2 separate regions of the Homo sapiens genome follow, and region 1 is linked to region 2. Evidence: read pairs that join two places in POLR2A ChIA-PET (ENCODE). Cell type or tissue: K562. All regions are shown on one strand. Region 1 overlaps CDH23 (cadherin related 23). Region 2 overlaps CDH23 (cadherin related 23).

The links. Peaks named below come from ENCODE experiments on the same cell type or tissue, not always from the same donor. Only the 100,000 strongest peaks of a DNase experiment are listed, where the experiment ranks them.
Region 1: POLR2A ChIA-PET joins it to region 2 with 5 read pairs; 1 of 35 experiments calls an interaction of 5 or more read pairs at or near these places.

Annotation. Positions count from the first base shown.
Region 1 is chr10:71,613,916-71,617,915 of GRCh38, reverse strand. CDH23 (cadherin related 23) reads right to left here. Exons shown (of 70, transcript NM_022124.6): 10 at 2,300-2,412; 11 at 523-711. Among named protein-coding and RNA genes, the nearest start is that of C10orf105, 100 kb to the left of the region's middle. In K562, a CTCF peak has its summit at 1,513; a DNase peak (open chromatin) is centred at 1,511.
Region 2 is chr10:71,670,364-71,674,363 of GRCh38, reverse strand. The region is part of intron 14 of CDH23 (cadherin related 23); the gene reads right to left. Among named protein-coding and RNA genes, the nearest start is that of C10orf105, 47 kb to the left of the region's middle. In K562, no CTCF peak of the experiment used is centred here; a DNase peak (open chromatin) is centred at 2,153.

The DNA of each region.
Region 1 (4,000 bases), 56 kb after region 2:
GCTTCAAGCAATTCTCCTGCCTCAGCCTCTCACGTAGCTGGGATTACAGGTGCCCGCCACCACGCCCGGCTAATTTTTGTATTTTTAGTAGAGACGGGGTTTCCAGTGTTGGACAGGCTGGTCTCAAACTTCTAACCTCTTGATCTGCCGGCCTCCCAAAGGGCTGGGATTACAGATGTGAGCCACTGCACCTGGCCTTATTTCTACCTTTTAAAATTGCTATTTTTGTACATGCTTTACAATATCCCTACTAGATTAGTATGATGATCATGTATGTAACTTCTAAATAATAACCACACATATGGAAACATGTGCTTACATGTTTTTTGCAGGGTGTAGGGGATAATCCAAAAGTAGAGACTAGTGATTTTTTTTTCAGCCTTATTTATCCTCAGAACCTACCAGGAGTGGGGTGCCGCAATGTTTGTTTCTATTTTATAGCTGAGGACCTGAACAGCCCAGGCAGGGTGGTGGGTCTGGATGGGTGGTGGGTCTGCATGGGCCATGTGTCCAGGGACTCACCTCATCCTTGTCCACCACCTGGATGAAGAGTGGAAGGGCAAAGCCGACCTGTGCCAGCTCAGTGATGGCCACGCTGTACTCGGAGCTGTTGAACTCCGGGGCATTGTCATTGATGTCAATAACCAGGATATTGAAGGTCGTGGTGACTGTAGCGTCAGATGGGGTGCGGTCATCGTTCAGCTCCGTGCCCTATGGACAGAGATCAGTCACCCCGGAGTGAAGGCAGCTAATCACAGCAACAGCTCTTGCTTACCAAAGACTTTCTCAGCACCAGCCACTGTGCCTCAATGTGAATGATCCCATCTAATCCTCACCACAACTCCAGGAGGAGGATTTTATCATTAGTATCCCCATTTTAGTGATAAGGAAACTGAGGTTCAGAGAGACTAAGTAACTTGTATAAGGATTCACAGCCAGGGTAGATTTTAAGCTCAGGTAGTAGGATCCTAGGACTGACAGCAGATGGATGAGATGGGGTAGGGAGGACAAGACAGATCTGGGGGTTCATCGAGGGACAAGAGGGAAGTCTTCATTCTCTTTGGCAGATTGTGAAACTGAGGCCAAGAATGTTTGTGCTGGTGGTTAATCAAGACTTAACTGAGCATCTGCTATGGGCTGAACCCTGTGCTCGACTCTGAGGGTCAGCACAGATGGACTGATTCAGATACCTGGGTGTCCAGTCTCTGGGCCAGAGCCATGGGCCCAAAAGTGCCCATTCCCAGTTCTGAGTCAGCCTTCTGAATCTGAATCTCTCTGGGTGAGAGACACAGGAACAGATACCTTTCAATAGCTTTCCAGGGGATTCGGGTTCACAGCCAAGTGTGAGAACACACCCTCACATTTTATATAAAGACAGAAAAACTGAGTTCAAGTCCCGCAGTGGGGTGCTGGGACCAGGGGGCAGCTCTCTCTGGTAGAGCTGACCACCTCACTTCCATGGCAGGAGAGCAGACAGGAGGGAAGGATGGTGGTGGGAGCACGCCCTCCCATGGCTAACCCACACCTGAACAGCAGGGCCTCCCAAGGTCAAGGACAGCAATTAAGGGCCAGGCTGGGCTGCACCATCCTCCCCATGGCGCTGGAAGGGCCTCCTTCCCAGAGCCCCTGGCCTCAGTCTTTGGGCCACCCGTTTCTCTCAATCAACGGCTGATGGCCTGGGCTGGGAAGACCCCCCGTGGCTCAGACAGGATCCATACCCCTAAACGGGTTTCTCAGGGAATGGCTCTGCAAGTCACTGATTTGAATTGAAACCGACCGTGAGTGGCAGGCGGCTGCAGCGGGTGCGGGACTGTAGCTCTGCCTCACATCCTGGGGTGGAGACCCCAGCACATTGCTGTTGCATTGCTCCCTGCTGCATTGCTGTTTCTTAACAGGAAGTCATGGCACTTGGAAGTGGGACAGAACCCCAGAAATGGGGCAAATTCCAGAATTCCAGGTGGCTGCAACAGAGAACTTGGAATCCTGGGACAACAGTAAGGAAGGACCACAGGATGAGCACCTACTGTGTGCCTCCCGCTGAGAGGGGATAAAAGTTCCAACCCGTGTGGTTGTTGATGATGGATGCGGCAGGCCCAGCACACCTACAACTTCATAACGTGGGTGCCTTCCTGATGGGGCCCTGGGCACAGCCCCGGGAGGCAGTGCAGGGTGAGAGCACGGAAGCGAAGTGCTTCCGGCGCCACCACCGGGGGCAGGAGCCCTCGGACACTGCTGGAGGTTGGCATCCGAGTAGGGGCATCTCCTCTACCTGGGGTGAAGGTGCCCACCCAGGTCTCACCTTCACAGTCAGGATGAAGCCATGGCTGTACAGGGGGTTCTCCCGGTCCAGCAGGCCATTCAAGGTCAGCACTCCGCTGATGTAGTCCAGGGCAAAGATGCTGTTGGTATTCCCTGCAAGAGAGAGAAGCATTCAGGTGTGACCAGGCACAGGGCAGGGGGGCATGGAGCTGGGGGCAGGGGGGCATGGAGCTGGGGCCAGGGCTCCTCTCTGGGCATTAAAGACTCATCAGTTACTTGAAATGAATGCTGGTTCAAGAGTAATAGAAAGAGCCCTGGAGTCCATGGAGCAGCCGGCAGACAGCAACGGGTCCCAGAAGGAGAACAGCATGGCCTTTCCAATCTCCTTCTGGTCTCTGTGACCCAGCCAGGGAGAAAGTCTTGGTTTGGTGCTACTATGCTTTAACACTTCTCTAGACTCGCTTGATTTCTTTTTTAACAAAGAGAGAGCAGGCTTCAGGCTCAGAGCCTTCCAAAGGGAGTGGACGCCAGCCAGGATGCAATAACCTGGTTTTGTTTCTCTTGTGCTTATTTTTATGGTGACATTCTATTCTAGTCTAGTCTAGTCTAGTATATTCTATTCTAATTTTTTATTTATGACCGTGATGTAAAGTTTCCTTTTACAAAAAATGTAAATTAAAGACATAATTTTAAAAAAGTACTATGTTAAGTACTTATTAAAATTTAAGATATGTATTAAAGTACTGGCAAAAATTATCTATGAGCCACACTTGCCTCAAACCGATGTCTCTGTAAACCCACCCCTCTCCCTCTGCCACCTTCAATTTCTGCTTTCTCTCCACAGAAACTCACACTGGCGTCCTTGGGTTTCTCCAGATCACTATGCTCTTTCCTGCCTCCTCATCTTTTAGTGTCTGTCATTCTCTCTTGTCCTCATCCTCTGCCCAGCTCAGTGCCAGCCTCTTCTCCTCCTCCAGAAAGGCAGTCCTGACTTCTCTAGCTGGCCCTTTCTGGTCCCCACAGGCAGTAGCCACTGTTTTGTAACTAACTGTTCCCCAGTTGATTATTGGGTGTTCATTGGATCTCCCTTCCCGGCCCTCTGAAGATGGAGACCTTTCATGACTGTCCCTTAAGGTACCTGGCCAACGCTGGGCACACAGTGGCAGGCATGTTCCTCACCTGGGCCAGTCCTGCATGGGCCCCCACCTTGCCTATATGCCCTTCCCACATGTGAATTCACCTGGGAAAATCCCAATTCCACTCTGCTGTCTTCTTCACAAACCAGTTTGTTGGTTCATTCACATACTCACTCACTCCCATTCATTCACCCACCCAGCAATCTCTGGGGTAGGCTTTCCTATAGCAGGCCCTGAGCTGGGCATTGTTGGGCATGCAGATGTCAGCGTGCCAGGAATTCTGACACCAAAGCACTTTGCAGCCTGGTAAGTGATCTCTGGTACCCACCAGAATCGGCATCTCTGAGTTCACAGCAGGGAGGGGCTGTTTACAGATGGGAAAGCTCAAAGAAGGAAAGCTCCATAGAGGAGGGGTCATTAATTCCCTGGACCACTGACTGGCTGTGTGACCTTGGGCAACTTACCTAAACCCTCTGTGCTCTGGTTCCTCACTTGTAAAATACAGATAATAATGGCATCTGCCCCACAGGGTTATGAGAATTAAATAAGTGTGAAAGTATAGATATATTACTTTGGGACCATCCCCGGCACAAAATAAGGACTCA
Region 2 (4,000 bases):
AAATGTATTTTGATCCCTTTGCGCTCAATATTTTTGAGGTTCCTTTTAAAGTTCCTGGAGTCTATTAAATCTAGTAAATTCTATGTTCTTTATGATAAGCCTGAATTTTCAAGGAAAAGCTAATTTGTGTTTAGTACATTCAGTTCAGGAAGGCAGATAAGTGAAAAATATATTTCTATCCCAAATGAATGAAATGAAAAAAAGTTTATACCCAAAGGATTAAGATCTTAGTTATCCAGAAAACTTGGCTATACAGAAAGATGCCATTTCTGGGGGCTCTGGGCTGCCAGCTTGTATAGGGCTGCCTCTTGTGTTGGATTTCCTTTCAATATCCCCACAGCTTATGCTCCTATAGACGGTGCAGACCTCTGTCCCCGCCACCACCCCAGCCAGGCTCAGAGCTCATCCCAGGTTCTCAGGGGGTGCATGCTGAACAAGTGAAAGGAAGGCACTGAGCCATGTCACCACCCTCCAACCCAGGACTGGCTCCTGGACGGGGCCTCTCCCACTGCCTGTGCCATTCCTCACAACGGCAGCAGCGACTGCTGGCTCCTGCACGCCTTCTACCTACAACCCCTTCACCCTCACAACAGCCCTGTGAGGTAGGTACTATTATTAGCACCACCTCCAATTTACAGATGGGGAAACTGAGGCATCGAGACAGTACATCGTTCACTCAAGGCTTCACAGCTAGAGAAAGAACTGTGCTGGGTTTGAATCCTGTGCCACCTAGCCATGCCCTTGCCCTCCATCAGTGATTGCCTCTGAGCCAAGAGGGGCGCTTGTTCTCAGAAGGAAGGGAGCCTGGTTATTCCAGGCGAGAGGAGACCACACTGCCCAAAGTAACCCCAGATTCATCCTCATTTTACAGGGACGGAGGAGAAGGGGAGCAGGAGGAATCCCAGAGTCCTTCCCACCCCCAGGTTCCACTGACAATCATGGTCATCAATGCATGGTCTTGTTGGACTGTTACAACTGCAGCTTGGTCTTGGGAAGATCTGACTGCCATGTCATTGAACCCCTTGGCGAGGGGTCACTGTGGTGTGGAGGCCTCAGTTCCAGGTCACTGTGTGACCAAACCATACCTCCTTGGCCCCCATCATTTGCCTTTGTCAAAGGAAAAGGGTTTGGGGAAGGACGAGGGCAGGGCAGGCACCTGTGGGGCTCACTGCACAGCACAGACGGTGCCTGGCATGCAGTAGATGCTTCATAAATGCCTGAAAAATGAATAAGAAGGGGGTGGTGCAGAGAAAATAGGGAAGGGGCAGAGAGACAGCGGTGAAGACAAAGAAGGCAGGACTCAGAAGAAAGAGGACAGAAGTGAAGCAAATGACAGAAAGAAAAGGAAAAGGGAAGTAGAGGAGAGACAGCAGGCTAGGAGGTGGAGGAGAGCAGCTGAGAAGCAGAAAGTGGGGTGTGCAGGAAGGGAGGGGCCTGGGTCATGGGGGGTGTGCTGCCCCTGGAGAAGGTCACATCTGAGCCCTGGGGATGAGCCCTTCAGATCTGGGTGCCCCACAAAATTGCTCTGGACTGTCAGGACGGGAAGGATATGTGAGGTGCCTGCATCCCATCCCCTTCACCCTGGGGCCTGGAGCAGCTGAGGCCCAGGGAAATTAGGTGATGAGTGCCAGGAGACAGGACTGGACTGTCTTAGAGCAGAAGCTGGCTTCACACCCCCAACCCCTGCAAGGCTTGGCCTCCCCTGCCCACGTTGGACTGGGCACAGCCATGGTTCCCACAGTGACCCTTGTCCCCAGGGCCTCTCACTGCCTGCCCAGGCTGCGGATGCTGATCAGGGAAGATTTGTGAGTCCTTCAGTGCCACCGCCTAATGACCATGTGAAATATGTATGCCTGGGTGAGGAGGAGAGGGAGAGCTTCATTTTTCAAGTGTAGGAAGCCGAACTAGATGAAAAGCTGCTCCTTGCCTCTGCCAGGGTGAGGGCAGCAGCACTGACCTTGGGCCTTGATGGGTGCGGGGCCAGTGCCGGGCTGCAGCAGGGCCTGTCAGGGGCCCTGGGCCTGGGAGGAGGCGGTAGATCTGTGCTTGAAGGAAAACCCCTCCCCTCCTACACACATTGTCGGCCCTGAATGTCTAGCCTCATCTCTGACCCAGACTGGACCACGTGTAGCTCCCAGGACCTGGCTCTGCCCCCTCCGCTTGAACAGCGCCCCTCCCTCTCCTGCCTAGCTCACACCCTTCTGCCCTCCCTGACCCCCAAGGCAAAGTTAGGGCTCCTCCCTGCGCACACTCAGTATTCCCAGCCCTGATCACACTGAGGCACTGAAGCTAAGGTTAACGTGCGTCTCCCCCAACCAGGATGTGGCTCCCAGAGGGCAGCGTGGGGTCATGGGGTCCACATGTGCCCAGGGCCTAGTATAGGGCCTGGACATAAAGGCAGCTCAAGAAAGGTACGTCTATCTCTGTCACCTATAACTACAACTGCACCCACGTTCTCATGACACATATTAATGTATGAATTTAATTTTGACCAGAACTCCACAGGTAAGTACTGTCATTACCTCCCACCCACTTTTGCAAGTGAGGAAACAGAGGCGCAGTGGTGTTAAGTGACTTGCTCAAGATCTCACAGCTGGTGAGTGGAGCTGGTCTTCGTATTCCCAGAGCAGCCCCCCAGATGCTGGCTGACCCGACTCCAGAGAGGACCCACTGTGGCTGCTCCACCGCCCACCTGCCATCCTGCCCTATCCAGGCAGCAGGGGCAGCGACTGAGTCTATCCCAGCCCCAATCTGCTTGTCATGGCACCGTTTAAACAACCTCCTCCCAAGCAAGACTTGTTTGTGGTTGACCAACTGAAAGTCCAACAGACAAATAAAGTGGCAGACAGACAGTGACCCTTGGGGCCCATTTTAGGAAGGAGGGTTCGAGGAGTGCCAAGGGCCTATGTATAGAGAACAAAATTTCCTCTTCCTGCTGCAAACACCCCCTTCCCTGCAATGTTCTAGGAATGAGCATCTCTGTCTCCCTGCAGGGTAACTTCCAGGGTCTCACAGGCCAGCCAGATGGTGACAGGGATTGGGGAAGGGGATGGCCCAGCTGGCCATTTTCATATTGTACCTAAAAAATGCCAAACCAAAGGCCAGGCATGGTGGCTCACACCTGTAATCCCAGCACTTTGGTTTGGGAGGCCGAGGCGGATGGGTCACTTGAGGTCAGGAGTTCAAGACCAGTCTGGTCAACATGGTGAAACCCCATCTCTATTAAAAATAGAAAAATTAGCCAGGCATGGTGGCAATTGCCTGTAGTCCCAGCTACTCAGGAGGCTGAGGCAGGAGAATTGCTTGAACCTGGGAAGCGGAGGTTGCAGTGAACCGAGATTGCACCACTGCACTCCAGCCTGTGTGACAGTGAGACCCTGTCAAAAAAAAAAAAAAAAAAAAGATGCCAAATCAGGGCTCCAGGTGAGCACCTCAACTGTGCTCCAGGCTCCTCCCTCTGGTGTTTCTGTGTCTCTGTTGCCATCTAATGGCTCCCCACTGGCTCTAGGCTGGCACTCAGAGGTACACACTAGTGCATTTTACTACTTGTGAAGGCTCTCATAAGAGGCCCAGGGGCAAAAAGTCAAAGCCGGTAGCTAAAATTATTGTCCTTCTCTGCCCAAAATCCTTCAATGGCTCCCTATGATCTGCTGAATTAATTTCAGATCCATACCCTAGTGTCCACAGTCTGGTTGGGCTTAGTGTTCTCGTATCTACCTCTTCCCTGGTACACCCCAGACTGTTCTCTCATTGCTGGTTCCTCTATCCTTTCCTTCTGTAACTGCCTTCCAAACTCTGATCCACCCCCCAGGCCCATCCCAAATGCCCCTCTCCTAGAGTCCCTAACCATTCACTGGTCTTGACCCGGGAGCCCCTCGTCATCCCTCTCTTGGAACATGTGGCAGAATCTGCCATTCCTGAAAACTGTCTGTGTGTGCCCCACTTTCCTCCCTGTGAAGGAGAGAAGTTTGTCTAACTCATTTTTGCATCGTATGTAGTA